Linked DNA regions of Homo sapiens: region 2 is linked to region 1. The links are chromatin loops, found by intact Hi-C in ENCODE. Cell type or tissue: heart right ventricle. All regions are shown on one strand. Each heading gives the region's core, and the rest is flanking DNA. Links, peaks and the distances in the headings are about the cores only.

What was found. Peaks named below come from ENCODE experiments on the same cell type or tissue, not always from the same donor. Only the 100,000 strongest peaks of a DNase experiment are listed, where the experiment ranks them.
Region 2: it touches region 1 in a loop (2.4-fold over the local background); 10 of 110 quality-filtered maps call a loop at or near these places.

What each region holds. Positions count from the first base shown.
Region 1 is chr10:128,410,509-128,418,847 of GRCh38, reverse strand. No RefSeq gene overlaps it. Among named protein-coding and RNA genes, the nearest start is that of LINC01163, 130 kb to the right of the region's middle. In heart right ventricle, for the core only: no CTCF peak of the experiment used is centred there; no DNase peak of the experiment used is centred there; H3K27me3 peaks cover 271 bases.
Region 2 is chr10:128,271,622-128,279,960 of GRCh38, reverse strand. No RefSeq gene overlaps it. Among named protein-coding and RNA genes, the nearest start is that of LINC01163, 10 kb to the left of the region's middle. In heart right ventricle, for the core only: no CTCF peak of the experiment used is centred there; a DNase peak (open chromatin) is centred at 4,799; H3K27me3 peaks cover 4,966 bases.

The DNA of each region.
Region 1 (8,339 bases), core at 156-8,155:
ATTTTCAACATTGTTGCGCTGCCACCCTATGAACCTCATCTACACGTTGATGCTGAGGCCGGCATGGCAATTCCATTTTTTCTTAGCGGCACTAAGCAATCATCATTTATCTTAAAAATTGGCACATTCCTCCAAATACATTCATGAGATGGTGGAGTGTCTGCTCCAATGAGAGTCGGAATCTTAAAGAAAGCATCTCCACCTACTTCTCCACATTCTAAAGCTAGTATGAAAAAAAGATAGGGTTGAAGTGTTCTTTAGAAGCAGAGATTTGGAGAAAACAGACATTGAAATGCATGAGGTGAAATATATCCAAAAATATAAGCTCAAAATTTCATTCGGTAACGAAACAAATACCAAGTAGAGGGAAAAATTCTAATCGCATACATAGAGATCAAGAACATATTGCATTTCTATGTAAAACAAACTGATTTCTCAGAACTCAGAAAGAAATTAGAATTATTCATTCATAACTTCATAGATGAGGTTTTGCCTCTAACATCCCACTAATCCCCATTTTCATCACAACTGGAAAGGAAGAAGTAGTCAAGCTTTTTACTTTGGGGACATTCGAGCTCCTCAGAGAAAGGCTTCAGCCTTTTTTTTTTTAAGGTATGTCATCAATAATTCTGGACTGAGTTATGCTGCCTGGTTTCCATCAGAGAAGCAGTAGAATCAGGATCTGCCTGTACTCTCACAGCCCACAGCTCTGTGCGCACAGCGTTGGCTATGTGTGCACACAGGGCTGTGTGTGCACACAAGGCTTCATGCACACAGGGTTCCTAGTACACAGGGCTCTGCTTTCTCTTTGCCAGTGACCAAGGACATTCACAGCTAAATGTCAGCTGTTGATTAATTAACTTCCCAGCCTCTGCAGGCAGACATTTGCTCCAAGATGAGGAGAACCTTAAGTACCTTTTCTGATCTTCAAGCAGTGAGGGTCTGTTTATCATCACTGCCTGGAAAATTCCACTCTCTGCAGGCGGCACTGGCTGTGTAAAGCCATGGCCCATTTGTGGGGCCATCAACTATCACAGAGGCCATCAGCTCTCTTGTCCACTGAAAAGCATCAGGAATGTTCACCCTGGATGCTAACAGCCAGCCCGACCAAGTGGGACAAGGAGGAGTCACTCACCTGCACCCAGAAAACACGGTCATCTTGAGATCTCAACCCTGGAACAACGGTAAACCAACCATGGCTTGCCTAGACATTTTTATGCTTCACTTAAGCTTCTGATTCAAGTGTAAATCAGCAAAGACAGTGTGTATGTGTGTGTGTGTGTGCACGCATACACAAGTATATGTGTATATGTATGCACATACTTCTCCACATTCTCACTTAATGATGGGGACACATTCTGAGAAATACGTTGCTAGGTGATTGCATCTTTTTGTGAACATCTCAGAGTGAAGTTACACAAACCTAGATGGCATTGCCTACTACATACCTAGGCCATATGGTATAGTCTATTGCTTCAGACTACATACCTGTACAATGTGTTACTGTATTGAACACTGTAGGCAATTGTAACACAATGGTAAGTATTTGTGTATCTAAACCTAGAAAAGGTAAATGGTAGAAAAGAAAAAATGGTGCACCTGTGTAGGGCACTTACCATGAACGGAGCCTGCAGGACTGGAAGTTGCTCTGGGTGAGTCAGTGAGTGAGTGGTGAGTGAACGTGAAGGCCTAGGACATGACTGTAAACTATTTTAGACTTTATAAACACTGCACTATTAAGCCACACTTAATTTATTTGAAAGAATTCTTTCATTAATAATAAACTCACCTTAGCTTACTGTAAGCTTTTATACCTTATAAACTTTTTAATTTTTTGACTCTTTTGTTATAACACTTAGCTTAAAACACAAACACATCATACAGCTATACAAAAATATTTTCTTTCTTTATAGCCTTATTCTAAAAGCTTTTTTCTATTCTTATTTTATTTTATTTTTACTTTTTAAACTTTTTTGTTAAAAACTAAGACACAGACACACACATTAGCCTAGGCCTACACGGGGTCAGGATCATCAATATCCCTGTCTTCCACCTCCACGTCCTGTCCCACTGGAAGTTCTTGAGGGGCAATAAGAGACATGGAGCTGCAAACCCGTCACAGAAGACTTTGATAACAATGGCCTCTTCTGGAACACCTGAAGTACCTGCCTGAGGCTGCTTCACAGTTAACTTTTCTTTTAATAAATAGGAGTACACTCTAAAATAACAACAAAAAGTATAGTATAGTAAATGCATAAACCAGTAACATAGTCGTTTATCATCATTATCAAGGATTAGGTACTGGACATCATTTGTGCTGCACTTTTACCTGACTGGCAGTGCAGCGGGTTTGTTTACACCAGCATTGCCACAAACACATGACCAATGTGTTGTGCTGTGTTCTGATGACCATGACGTTGCTAGGTGATAGGAATTTTTCAGCTCCATTTTAATCTTATGAGACCTACCACAGTACATGTGGTCAGTGGTTCGCCAAAACATCGTCATTCAGAACATGGCTGTATGCCATTAAGGAGAGGTGGCTGGAGACAACTCCATCTGGCCGCCAGTTTTGGCCTAGACTCTCACAGCCTGGAAGAGTTGGGGGCAGGATGAGTGGATGGGAAATTCTGAGGGAAGGTGGCTCCTTTCCTCAGGTGCTTCTTTTGAAATGTCCTCTAAAATTCAACTGGCAAGGCAGATTTCTCCCACTCCTCGGATGAAATGCATGGATGGTTTTAAATCTTGGACTGTGTCTAACTCAGGTACAAAGAGCAAGCTCCTGAGATGGACAGCATCGACTCTGTGTGCACTGCTCTTTGTAAATATCCTGAAGACACCGACATGTCGTGTTTTCGTGATTCCCTATTCCAGCTGTCCTTGGTGATCCGAGTTGGGGAGGGAAGGTCCCCACCCAGCTCTTATGGGTGAAAAGTTTCAAATAGTTCTAATGAAGAATGCTGGTTTAGGATAGAATATCCTTCATAGATACAAACTATTTTGCAGTGCTAAGTACAAGAACTGACTTTTTAAAAAGTGCCAGCCCAGTCCCTGCTCAAAACGATTTCCTAGTTTTCCCAAGTTCCGTACAGTATCTCCATTAAGACTTCTTAACCTGTTTAAGTAGACAAATTAAGTCATGGGGATGGCAGGGACCCCTTAAATGCAGATTCCGGTAGAATTGTTCCAGGGTGTCTGGGGATCCTATGCTTCCTGCCAGCTCTCAAGTGACCACACTGCACCACCCTTAGAGGAGAGAGGGTCCTTCAGGCCCCTCCTGCTCCTCTAGGCTCGTCTGCCTTGAACTCCAGGCCCTAACTGGGCAAACTCCCTTTCGGTGGACTGTGGGTGGAATTGGGTCCATGAAGTAATGTTGGAGTCCTAACCCCCAAGACCTGTGAATGTGACCTTATTTGCATTTCTTGCAGATGATCAAGTTAAGATGAGGCCACTAGAATGAGCTCTAATTCAATATAACTAGTGTCCTTATTATAAGAGGACATTTGGCCACAAAGATAACATGCATAGAGGGAAGATGATGGCAAGACACAGGGTGACAGCATGTACAAGCCAAGGATCGGACGCCTGAGGCTGTGAGAAGCCAGAAGATGGGCTTGGAATAGATCTAGATTTAAAACCATCCACGCATTCCAGCTACTCCTTCAGGGTGCTCAGAAGGGACTAACTCTGCAGACTCCTTGATCTTGGACTTCTGGCCTCTGTGAGACAAACAATTTGTGTTGTTGAAGCCCCCATCTGTGGCACTTTGTTACGGCAGCTGGAGCTGACTAATACGAGGCCTTGGATACACCACGTTGGCTCCGTCCTTTGCAGGAGGCCCTCTCCTGTGCCTTCAAAGCCCCACAAGTAATTATCAGGTGATTAGACTTAGGAAACTGAACAGAAAACAAACAATGGCCAAACCATCTATAAAAATAGAACTCTAACCCTCAACCTCTGTAGCAGTTGGCCGCAAACGCTAAAGACTTTGTTGATATCTGTCAATTTCCTTTATTTTTACTCCTGTTTCCAACTCAGGACCAGCCAGGGAAAGCCAAATGTGCTCCCCAAATGGATCTTCTTCTAATGAGTGCCCTTCAGCTCTCCGAGGCTAACAGCCCACACCCAGGGTGCCCCTGGAGCCTCCGTTTCCATCACAAAGCTTCCCCACTCCTCCGCCTGCCTTGGAGTCTCTGCCAGACACAAGTGACAGTGGCCAACCCCCTTGCCATAGCTCTGAGCTCTGAATAAACAGCCCCTGTTAGTTCTCCTACATGTGGTCTTTCTCCCTTCCTTCAGCCTCTCTGTCATACTATGTCACAAGCTCCACCAAGGGATAGCTCACTGCTGGGCATGTTACAGGTCTCAGGAAATATTTTTTGGATGGTAAAAATGTGAAGGAATGCTGTCATGGCGACAGATCAATATTTGTTGAATGAGTGAATGGATTTTGCACAACTTGTCTACCTGGGAGAAGAAACTATGGAAGAAAAAGAAACACTCCCATGAATCGTATCACCAAGGTTTGACTGCATTCGGTAACTCCACGCTTTGGTCAAACTGGGGGAAATGGCCAGATTGTGAGTTTCCCCTTTCCAATACAATGTGCGTTATTCTTTCAGCCTTATTTATTGTGGTATTTTTCAAATTATAATAAATTTGCTTTCTTCTGAATATTCAGATGCTTCAAAAGGTACCCAAAGGATGCAATTAGCCCCAGGGGAAATATGCTATTATGTGCACATATCATGTTTTGCATAGGCTTTCCATCATCTACATAATTTATATGCTTCTGCATAATTTTGCCTCTTTTTATGTTTTCTATGTGTTTGTGAGATAATCTAGAAGTTTTTTTCCTACCATCAGAAACACAGAGAGAACTCAAGTCAGTGTTGTTCCTTCACCCACTCTGCTTGACTTCCATTGAAGCCCCTTACGGGAACCTCAGGGGACAGTTGCTTTTCATAGGCACCAACATCAAGGCATGAAAAAGTAGAAGGTTCAGGGAGCTTTCAGGAATGAAACAGAACCTTGTCCATTTTCATATTCTTCTGGGTATTCACTGGGGTCTCTGATGAACGGTGCTAGCATTTTAAAGCTCTTTAAACTGTTTATAATCCTCACTTTGGTTTTGAAATAGAAAAATAATGCCGAAATTAATGGCTTTTTAAAGCTTCTGATGTGAGTTGGTTGCATACAAATTTCCCTAAAACCGAGAAAGTCCATCATCTGGGGAACAGGTGAGTTGTGTATAACTATGGTTGGACTTTCATTGATTTTTCTCTCTCAACAGCCTTTTCTATTTTCCATATTTTTAATTTCTGTCTCTCTTGTGCTTCCCTTCTTGCTCAAATCTCCTTAGAGTGCAGTTGTCAGATACAGAACAGAGTTGCCTCTGCTGAGCAGTGACCCTGCTTAGAGATCGCAGACTCAGGTCTGACTGGCCTTAGTCAACAGGCCGGCCTTCTGGTCAGCCTTGTCAGACTCAACATGATGCACCTCCCAAACAATCATTTCAATCTCCTCTTTCATGAAGAAATAGTGATATAAATTTAACACTGCTAATGGCTTTCTTTAGCATTGTAGGGAAGGTGAATCACAGACATTAGTAGGGAAGGTGAATCACAGACATTTTTAGAAATGACCCCATTGACTACCTCATTTTCATAGATGGAGAAACTGAGCTTAAGAGAGGTACAGTAACTCCCACTCCCAAGCTAAGCAGTGGAGGAGAGTGTCCAAGTTCACATAAGTCCTGGTGTTACTGGGTGGAGGGTGTCCAGGTTCTTGGCGTTTTGAATAAAGAATTGGACAAAACACACAAACAAAGCAAGGAAAGAATGAAGCAACAAGAGCAGAGACTTATTGAAAACAAAATCACACTCCAAAGGGTGGGAGTGAGCTGAGCAAGTGGCTCAAGGGCCTACTTACAGAATTTTCTGGGTTTAAATACCCTCTAGAGGTTTCCATTGGTTACTTGGTGTATGCCCATGTAAATGAAGAGGCTAAAGTTAAATTACAAAGTTACTTACTTCGTTTACACCCTATGTAAATGAAGAGGAGCAAGTAAAGGTACAAAGTAATTTATTCCGCGTATGCCCTATGTAAAGAGGGTATTTCTCTCATAGCTGAGGTGTTTCCATTTGATTTAGTTCTGGGAAGTCTTTAGGTTCCCTGCCTCTGGGCCCTATTCCCCTGCCTCACTTGCACCTTCTGCCTGTCAGTCTAGAACTATTTGCAGGGAAAAGCCAGGGAGGGTGGGTTTCAGCAATCCATGCACAGCAGGGATAGTGACACACACTTTGAGAAAGCAGCCAGTCAAGGAAAGGGATGCTACCCTTGGGGACCAGGGCTAAACTAACTGACCACATTTGCTGAGGCCTCTTCCAAGTGTCAAGAACATTATTCAGTAGCTTACTGCTCCCCAGTCTAGGTCATGGGACCTTCTGAGCAGTACAACATAACCGTAGGAACCACCAAATCCCCCCACCATCCTCATCTATCTACATAATCACTGCAAAGACAAAGGCACCCAGCAACCACCCCACGGAGGCCAAACAGACAGCACCAGAAAAACAGGATGGTTCTGCAGAAAGACTCTAGGGCATATTCTTTTTCAAACATTTTTAGCAAATAAAAAGATTTTCTAATAGAGCACAATGAATAATTATGTATTGAAAGCAATGATCCCTGGGTTAACAGAAATGTTGATTCAAAACCTCCACTTTCTATAGCAAACACGGCAACATCCATGAAGGGCAAGACAAACCCTCACAGAAGTGACAGATGTAAAGCATCTACAGTAAATGGAAAATGTTGCCTCCTTGTCCCAACACAAAGCATTGCCAAAAGAGAGGGCAAGGGAGGAATAACACACCATTTCCATTGTCATTGATGATATCATGCATCTGACAGTCCCACCAGAAACAAGGCAGATGGGAAGGCAATCAACCTTGATTCTGTAGAATGTGTGACCTTTGTCTTAAAACATTCCATGCACCAGTGCATCAGCATTCCATGCTGTTTCCACTGGGAATCATGCGTGCCACCCACCACCACTCCTCTGCTCCTCCTCTTTCTGGGTGTGGCCTTTTAGCTTCAGCTGTCCTTCCCTCTTCCCCTCCCTTTTCTGCCTTTTCTGACTGCTCTGTTCCTCTTCTGTTCTCCCAACATGAGACTTTCATTCTAATAGTCTCCTTATCCTATAAATTACAAAATATTTCAGACGTTTTCTGGTTTTAGTACCTAGATCAACTACCCCCTTTTAGAAAGAGTGAAGTGAGACCCAGAGAAAGGAAGAGACAAAGGGCTAGTGGAGGAAAAGGCAGGACAGGAACCACAATCCCCTAACTTCCTGTCCACAGTTACTTCCTCTCTACAGCTCTGTTAGAAATCTTCCCAAGTTACCATCTTTGGTAACAATGGAGATGGTGACTGCATGCACTTAAGTTTAATAAAATAGCAAAATATTTGAGGAAAAGGGTGATTTCAGCTCCATTGTTTACTTATCTCACCAAAACACCACCAAAAGTCCTAAAGGGAACTAACAATGAAAGGTGTGTGTGATGCCCCACCCCCCGCATACCCCTTGCAGTGGCCAGGTGGGAGCAGAACCTGCAGGTGACACCAGGCACATCCAGGGAACATCCACTGGAAGACACCGTTCCTCTCGCAATCAAAATTTTGGGAAAATGCCTTCCAGTGGAAGGACCCATGGTTTGTTCAACAGCATCTCAAAGCAAAAATACATCAGAGAAGAGAACTCCTAACTGAAGCTACGGACTGATTATAGTGTCCTGGAAGGAATTCTGTTTCCATCAAGAATCCCCACACTTTAAATACTATGATGTATAATAATAATAATAATAAAATAATCCATACCTTGTCCCAGCAGCAAAGGCCATGATGGAGAGCAGAAAGCTGGGTATTAAAGCTTATCCCATTGTGTAGTAGCTCTCATGAGCTGTTGAACTGTACAACTAAATTATGTAATTAGTTATTTAATATGTGTTTGTTCTACCGTCATCTAAGCTCCATGCAGGCAAGAGCCATCATTGCCTTATTTTTAAGCTCAGCACACAGTGGTGGGTACTGTGCAGAGAAGGTGCTAGATCACTGCTAGAAAAGGGGATAATTGACAGATTACTGGGGGAAGGAAATTATTGAGAAAGGAATCCACCTGTTGGAATTGGCCAGCACTCCCCCCCCACCCCTTGAGGTGGAAGCAGCTCGCCTCTTAGAACACACTTATGTCCACTCCTAGTCGGGCCTAATGTATGAGATGAGCATTTTGTAGCACCAGGAAAGGTGGAATTCACCGAATCTCTTTATATCCACTT
Region 2 (8,339 bases), core at 10-8,009, 140 kb after region 1:
TGTGATGCGTCTTCCATGGTCATACGCGGTCCCACAAACCTTTGCTGAGTGAGTGACTGAGTCTCCACAATGGCTGCCTTCCCGGTACAGCATGGATCAAGTGTGTCCAGCAGAAAGGCAGCCCCACACAAGGTGGGTGGGCAGGTGCCACCACGGTCACTTGCTCCGAGGCATCCTCCTTCATCTAAGGTCACAGTCACTGTGTGGTCACCACCCTGAAGACGCCGACATGCACTGGCATTTCTTTACAGAATTGTCCTGCACCCAGCCTACAGCAGACAAGCCCAGGGGCAATGATACAAGGGACAGGTGAGTGTCGAAGGTTCTAGAAAGGCTTCGGAAACATTCGCCTCTAAGGCTGCCCAGGGAACCACCTGGCAAACGGCTCACTGTTCTCCAGTTATCCCAGACCCTGGCCCTCAGCATTTGGCACAGCGACTCCTTAGCTGGAGTGCTTTTCTCCCCAGCTTGCCTTCCAGTAAAGTCCTATTCAGTCTTCAAGGAGAGAAGAGGAAAGGGAGGGACAGAGAAAGGTAACAGTGCTTTTCTCATAGTAGATGCTCAATAAACACTGCTGAACTGAAAGAAAAACTAAATTAGTCCCTTATGACAGAGCCTCCTTGTTCCTCAGTTATATGCAATTCTTATTTGTCTATGTATCTGAGTTTTTATCTTAAATTTTTAAATCTTTATTTTATTTTATTTTATTTTTTTGAGACGGAGTCTCGCTCCGTCTCCCAGGCTGGAGTGCAGTGGCACCGTCTCAGCTCACTGTAAGCTCTGCCTCCCGGATTCACGCCATTCTCCTGCCTGAGCCTCCCGAGTAGCTTTATTAGAAGAAAAATATTCATAAAATTCAGTTATTTTAGAGTAATTTTTTGCTTTTTTTACCTTTTTATTAGAAACTCATTTTTTGTTAATATATTTTTATTTTGGTATTGATTATATTTGTGAGTATTTTCTCTAGGAGAAAGCTATATTAAGAAATGAAAACATTTTAGACTTCCCTGCCTCTGGCCCCAACTACCCAGAAAAAGATCAGACACAAACATCTAGGCTTAAAACTCTAAAAAAGTGGACAATCAAATCTTACATGCAGGAGACCAGAGGAGTTCGTTACTTCATCTGGACCAGGAGCCGGAGAAGAGGGTCCAAGCTTGGGCAACTAGTTACCGAGGAAAGAGGCAAGTCTCGCCCCACCCCCAAGGGTGGAAACCAGCCGGGATGAGCAGCAGCATCGTGGTGGGAGGGTCTTGGGGGCAGGGGCAGTTCCACATGAGGTCTGGTGCCCCCCAAAGAGTGCACAGCTGCAGATGACCAGTCCTTGCCAGGGGCAGGAGAGAGCCCAGATGACCAGCGCTGACACGTGGTAGCCTGGGAAGGGGAACAGGCTCCAGAGTGGGCTAAGCCCCGCTGAGCCTCATGCTGACAAGCCTGTGACCCGTCCCCTTCTCAGGAGTGTCTGCACAAGACTCTTTGTGCTGAAAGAAAAAGGTGATGGCCGAGAGAACTTAGCAGAGAGTGCTAGGTGCCAAATGCCATCACTTTCTGAGCCCCCTGCAGCAGGCAACACTGTTTTCCCTCTTAAAACTCCTTGTATTTTTTCCTTTGGTGTGCCTATCACAACTGGTCATTAATTATGCAATCATTCATTTATTTTATATTCTATCTTTCTCAATCTATTATAAATTCTGAGGGGGCAGAGGACTTGTCTGCTTTATTTTCCTGGCTTTGCACATAGTAGGTTCAGGAAATATTTATTGAATAAAGATACACATCTCCACATTAACTGGTGTGTCACTCAGCTTCCAGAGCTGCAGAGTTGTGCTAGGAAGCCCCAGAGAGGCAATGACAATATCAAGGTTGGGGCAATGCCTCTGCCATCCCAGGGATATGACTCAAATGGAGCGAATCCTTCCCTCTCACGATGCAAACAATTTCAGCAGATTCTCAAGATATAATTTTCCAAACACAAATTAGTATTGCTGTAGACATTGACTCCACAGTTTCTCACACAGATCACTTGACTCTGAAGGATTTCACAAATGAAGAAACTCACAAAGGAAGGAGTTGAAGTAAGTGGCAAAATCCTGCGGGAAAGGTGTTCAGAGACCACTCCCCAGTGGGGTGACAGCGGGCTGCCATCAACAGTGTGGGCCCTCTGGGCTGGAGAGAATTACCCTGACTGCCCGGAATAGTTAGGCCACCACAAATCTCTGCTCATACACAACAGGAATCTGCATAAACAATATATAGACAGCCGCAAACACTGAAATTAAAGAACTGTTTCTTTCTAACAATTTGGTCTGCAGCTCTGACAATTATCTGGGGATAAATCAATTTGCGGCAGCTGTAGACAGCCATTTCCGTGTGAGTCCTGCTCAGCTTAACTGGAGAAGCGTGTTAAAAGTTAAAGGACCTTCATCACATAAAGAACATGAATTTTTCTAACCATAAATTTATTTCACTGAATTCCTGAGCTATAAAGTCACCTTACACTCTTCCTTGTAAATCAGAGGAGGTGTACCCACTTCCTGATGTTTGCCAATTTGCTATTTTTCCTGTAATTAGGAAAAAATGCAATTCGCTAGAGTTACAAGCCCCAACGAGAGTACTGAATTGAGTTGTTTAATATCTGCCTTGACTCAATGCTTTATAAAGAATGGCTCTATAGGGGAGTAAAAGGGCAAAAAGAAATTATTATCTAACACAGGATGATAGGACTGGACGTCAAGCATGATCGTAGTTTTCATCGGCTTGGCTTTGGTCATGCCACATAAATGGATAGTGCCATCAATTTATGGCACCTAGTGGTGGAATAATACAGGGCTGGAAAAATGAAAGCTAATAAAAAATAAAAATTAAAGGTGCCGGGAAGATCTGTCTGCTGTCAGGTATGTGGAAAGAACTCAGATAGGACTATAAGTCAGGCAGATGCCCAGGGTATCAAAACTGATCTCTTTCAGAAGCACAGCCTACTAAACCTTCATAGGCTTGTTTGGTAGAAATTATGAAACAAACAGAACTGACAATAGGAGCAGTTTCCTCAATCTCTAATGGTAACTAGAAAAAGGATCACTTTACTTATGTTCATGTGTAAAATGAAAGTGATTTTTATACATCAGATCTTCTTTTTCGTCTTCCAGAATACATCCTAAATTCTGTTTTGTGGCATATATTGATTTCAATCTTGGGAAGCATTTTTCAGTAAAAATCAGCTGTCTACATAAGGCATTATTACATACTGTGTAAACAGGAGCATGTTATTTCATACTTTGATTACCAATACAGATGCTACTTTATGGAAATTATTTCCATTGTTTTTTGAAAAACATATTGATATCCATAATTAAAATAAATATAAATGAAAAAGATAAAATCAATAAGTGCTTATGTGGCCAAAATAAACCTTCAGCAACGTTTGGTACATGGTAGGTGCTCAATAAGTATTGGAAGGATTACCTTTAAATGAATTGAATCTCAGACTTTTTAAAAAAGGGATGTAATTTTATTTTTAAAAATGGAAAATGCTCCTATTCCCATTCATCTTTGAAAAGCAAAAACAAAAAGCCCCAAAATCCTCAATTATAATCAAGACATAGCAAAAAAGTACACAGGAAAAAAAAGTGCCATTTTGTGGCAAATGAAGCATCCCTGTTATGGGATGTGTTACCCTTCCTCTCGCTCCCCAACTCCGATTTCAGTTCCCCAATAATTTTAAAGGTGAACAAAATGGACCTTTGTATGTAATCATCCTAATGACCCTGGCCTTCATATTTAAAATGTCATTCAGAGATAGTTTCGGGTTGGCAGCTGCTGATGGAAAAGCGTAATAAATAATCCTACTTCCATTTGCACACAAGCCCTGCATGCAGAATCTGCTCGAAGTGCATTTCCAGCAGAACACCTTGGGACCCACTATTGGAATGCCACCCCATTCGACGCCAGGCACCCGCTCATCAGCTTCCAGGAGGGAGTGAAGAGCAGCTAGCCCAATTGGAGCTACCAGGGAATTTAGGAAGACAGAATGTAATTACCTGAACTGGAAGCCGGCCAAGGCACTGGGGCTGTTCAAAAAAAAAAAAAAGTCAAGGAAAAAAATACCCTTAATTCTCCTAGCTGATAACAAAAGCCAAATGTGGGCTTTCTTTCTGTTTATGACTCGGCACCATGGGGTGTTTAAATCATCACCAAACAATAAATAAAAATAAAACTTCAAATTTCTAGCAGGCCCCTTCCAGGACACACACCACTGCTCACTGCAGACTCCTTTGTCCATGTGTGGAGTGGGTGCCGTGGCGGCCGATGGCAGGTTCATTTCCTTTCCCTTTCTCGCTCAGAGCTCGACAGCGGGTTCTGCCCACTGGCCGACCATGTCACTCTCTCCAAAAAGCAGAAACCTTATCAGACGCCACCGGGCGGAGGTCAGATATTGTTTCAACCATTTGCAGAGCTCATTTTTTTTCCTTTGAAAACTGGGCTTCATTCTGATGTAATGAAGTGAATAAAATAATAATAATGCACCAGGGATATAAAATTTTATAGAGACCTTTTGCGGGGAAGCCTTGTGGTTTTTGTTTTGTGTTTTTTTTTCCAAGAGGAAAGACATGGGGAAAGGAGGATGGAGAGAGAGAAATTTGCCTCAGAAGGACTGGAGGTCGTCTACATGCTGAAAATATTAATCAGTTGGCTACAGAACCCACTGGAGAGGACGTGGCGCCAATAACGTCCGCAAGCGTGCGAGGATGGTTTCCTCAGGAAGATCTGTCATGCTCTTAACTTCATAAAAAGCAGAGGCGCTGTTGCGGCTGATTCAGAAGACTTGCACAGCTCTTGGCTTCCCTCCCTGCCAGAGCACAGTCAACTGCTAATGACCCGCTCCTCTCATAATTGCACAAGTTGTCAACATGAAAATTCCAGTTAAGCTTATGGCTTGTGGTTTTCCCTGGAAGGGAAAACAAAGGAGTCCAACATGACACCTCAAACTTTTGGGGGGAAATACATGGCCCAGTAGACCAGAGTTATCCTAGTAAAACCTATTACACAAAGAAGTCCAGTCTACTAATTCATTTTTAAACTGGAAAGGCCATTTCTTTTACATCCTGAAAACAGTAGACTCCAATAAAACTAAAGTGGAAAATTTACTATTTCATCTGATTACCTACATTTCCATAATGTTGAAAATCTCAATCATTTCAGAAATAGTTTTTTTTTTTTTTGCTTTTTTCTCGGCAACCTATCTGCACATTACTTTTAAAGAGAAAAAAATATGATGTCCATAAATTCTAAGTGTGAAACAAATGGGGGATGGGGAAGGAACAAAAGCAGAAAAACTAGGAGCTGTCTAAGGCATCCCTGTGAATGCACGCTTTGGCTTATTTCCAATGCAAGGAATGCCCATAATAACTAGATTAACCCCCCAATCCTCATTGTTCAATTTTGCACAACTATAATTATTTCTATGATCCTTGATTGGATTAGTTTAGAATTTTAAAGCAAAATGCCTTTACTAATATGTTTCTATTTCTACAAATCTATGTTTAGTAAAACAGGAAAAAGCAGGTTTCACTCTCAGCTTAGAGTCTGACTGCTTACTTGTTTAGGGGGTGTGATATTTTGGTAAGCTTTGGTGAACTCTTGCTGTTGCTGAGTGAACACAGTTGAGATCCACTGGGAAGGGAATGGTGACCTCTTTCACGGGTTGTACAGGCAAAGTGGGGATCAGAGGAAAGAAGCCTCTGAATTTTTTCTGATTCGTCTGAAGAGCTGCTGCTTCCTGGACTCTGCCACCCTCCTTCGGACTTGAATCTTTAGGAAATGGAACACTCACACCCACAGCCATGACATTTGTTTTCCAATTGGTATATAAAGTACCTAGCCCAGCACAGCCACTGATAGCACTGGCTTCTTCTTGCCTTTGCCCCTCCGGGGTGTGTTTTTGGTGTTTTGGGGTATGTCTTCTTTTCCAGACATAAGAGCCCCAAACATGGGTGACCCCAATGACACAGACCTCTCCCCACTTGTGTGAAATGAGCAGCAAATGAATCTAACAGACACCCCAATCCACGCCAACTCCCATAAAATCAGGGTGTGAAGCATGGGGGAGAGAGGGATTCTTATTAATAATTCATTCTGAGCAACCCCCTGGAGCAGTTTCACTATGATATGCTATGCAGAATGCTTCAACACACTAATTAATATTTTCAAAGTGTTCCATGGGCCCCTTTTAAAAGCATTTTTGCCATCCATTGAATGTTCTGCATTATAAGTAAAAGATCAATGCTGTCCCCCAATCCTATTCGTGTGCTGTCTAACTAAAATAGGACATTTGGAGTCAACATAATTTTTTTTTCTCCTTTTAATATCCTTCCTCAAGTGTTGGGCTGGAAACCGGCTTCTCTTCTGAGACCAGCTGTTCTTCCCAATGGTAGCAGAAAGACACAGGCCAGGGAGTCATCCACGTGAACTGCCCTGAGCATGGCGTCGCCCCTGCCTCTTATCGCTCAGCCTAATGCCAGGGACAAAGACTTGAAGGAGAGGGTCAGGTTCCTTCCAAGGCAAGTGTCCCCAGGAGTGGTGGCAGGAAGATCACTCAGAAAGGGGCCTTAGCCCAGAGCTCCACGGGGCCTCGGCTCTACCTTGCAGCTGAGCTTCTGATGGACAGACAAACACAAGCAGGAGACCCGGGGTAGCCCCAGCACTCCCGGGAGCTGACCACTGTTCAGAGACAAGACCTCCCCTGCGCAAGACCATCAGGGATGGAGGCTGCATCCAGACTCTCCTGGAGCTCCTGCCCCTCAGTATAGTTTAGGGTATGAAGGCTCATCTGCTTGCTTGAGGACCAGACTGGCCAATTGTTACCTTTCACGGGCAGAAGCTGCCATGATCTCTCCAAATGATACCTCAGCTTCACTGACTCTGGCCACACAGCCAGCAGAGGTGGTTAGAAGTTTAGAACCCCAAAGGCTTGTCCCCTCAGAGGGCAGCAGACGGTCACTCTCCATGTGCTGATCTCAATGATTCTTCCTAAATGTTACCTGGAAACTATTTCTCAATTCAAATCAATGGTGCCTATTGATCCTGGCAATTTAAAGAATAGGAAAGGAGTAACTTTTGCCCTTTACTCTCTTGCACTCAAGAAAGTGATTTAGAGAGTCGAATAGGTCCACTTGGAAATAACCACTGGACAACGTAAAGAATGATCCCACCCAGGAGGCCTGCAGCGTGGTCCCTGAGGGCTCTCGGGGACCCATGAACAGGTTCCCTTCCCTCCCTTCCCAGGCCCGGGGGCCACGCTGCCCTCTGCCAGCTGAAGGGCAGAGCCCCCAGGGAGCACAGTGTCATTGGGATTATTTTCTCATGGACGTGGAATCCATGTAACATAATATTAACCATGTTAAAGTGTGCGGCTCAGTGGCACTGCTTACATTCTCAATGTTGTGCAACTGTCACTCCAAACATTGTCATCACCCCTGAGTAAAACGCTGGGCGCAGGAAGCTGACCCTTTCCCGTCCCTACAACCCTTGACAACTATTCATCCGCTCTCGGTCTCTATGGATTTGCCTATTTTGGATGTTTCATATAAATGGAGTCATACAATTTGCAGCCTTTTGTGTCTGACTTCTTTCACTTAGCACAATGTTTCAGAGGTTCATCCATATTGCAGCACGTACGAGTGCTTTATTCCTTTTTACAGCCGAATAATATTCCATTGTATGAATATACTGTTTTTTGTTATCCATTTATCTGTTGATAAACATTTGGGTTGTTTCCACCTTTTGGCTATTGTGAATAGTTCTCCTGTGGACATTTGTGTACAAATATCTGTTTTATTTTTAATTATTTGAGGGCATATACCTAGCAGTGGAATTGCTAGGTCATATGGTCATCCTATGTTTAACTTTGTGAGGAGTTGCTGGAGATTCTGAGGTAGCTCTGCTCTGTGAACAAGTGCTCCTCTGGGCAGATGGGGCTTGCCAGGGGCAGTGAGGAGAGGTGAAAGACTCTGTGTTGCTTATATGCCATTGAGAGGTTTATAGGTGATTCTCTCAAAGAAGTGAGTCCCCCAGATACACATGTAACTCCCAACCGCATAATTCCAAGTGACTTTTTTTTAGTAAAGCTGAGGAAAAGAGGAGAGAAATTAATGTAACTCCTCTGGGATTAAACTTATGTTATCAACAGTTTCAGATACAAATTCCCCACCCTGACATATAAGATCCTTCACAATGGACCTATACAGCCCTCAGCTTCCTTCCTTCCAGACCACCCAGACACCCTTGCAGACCCACCGGACATAACCACTCACAGATCTCTAATCCCCTATTCGCTGACCTTA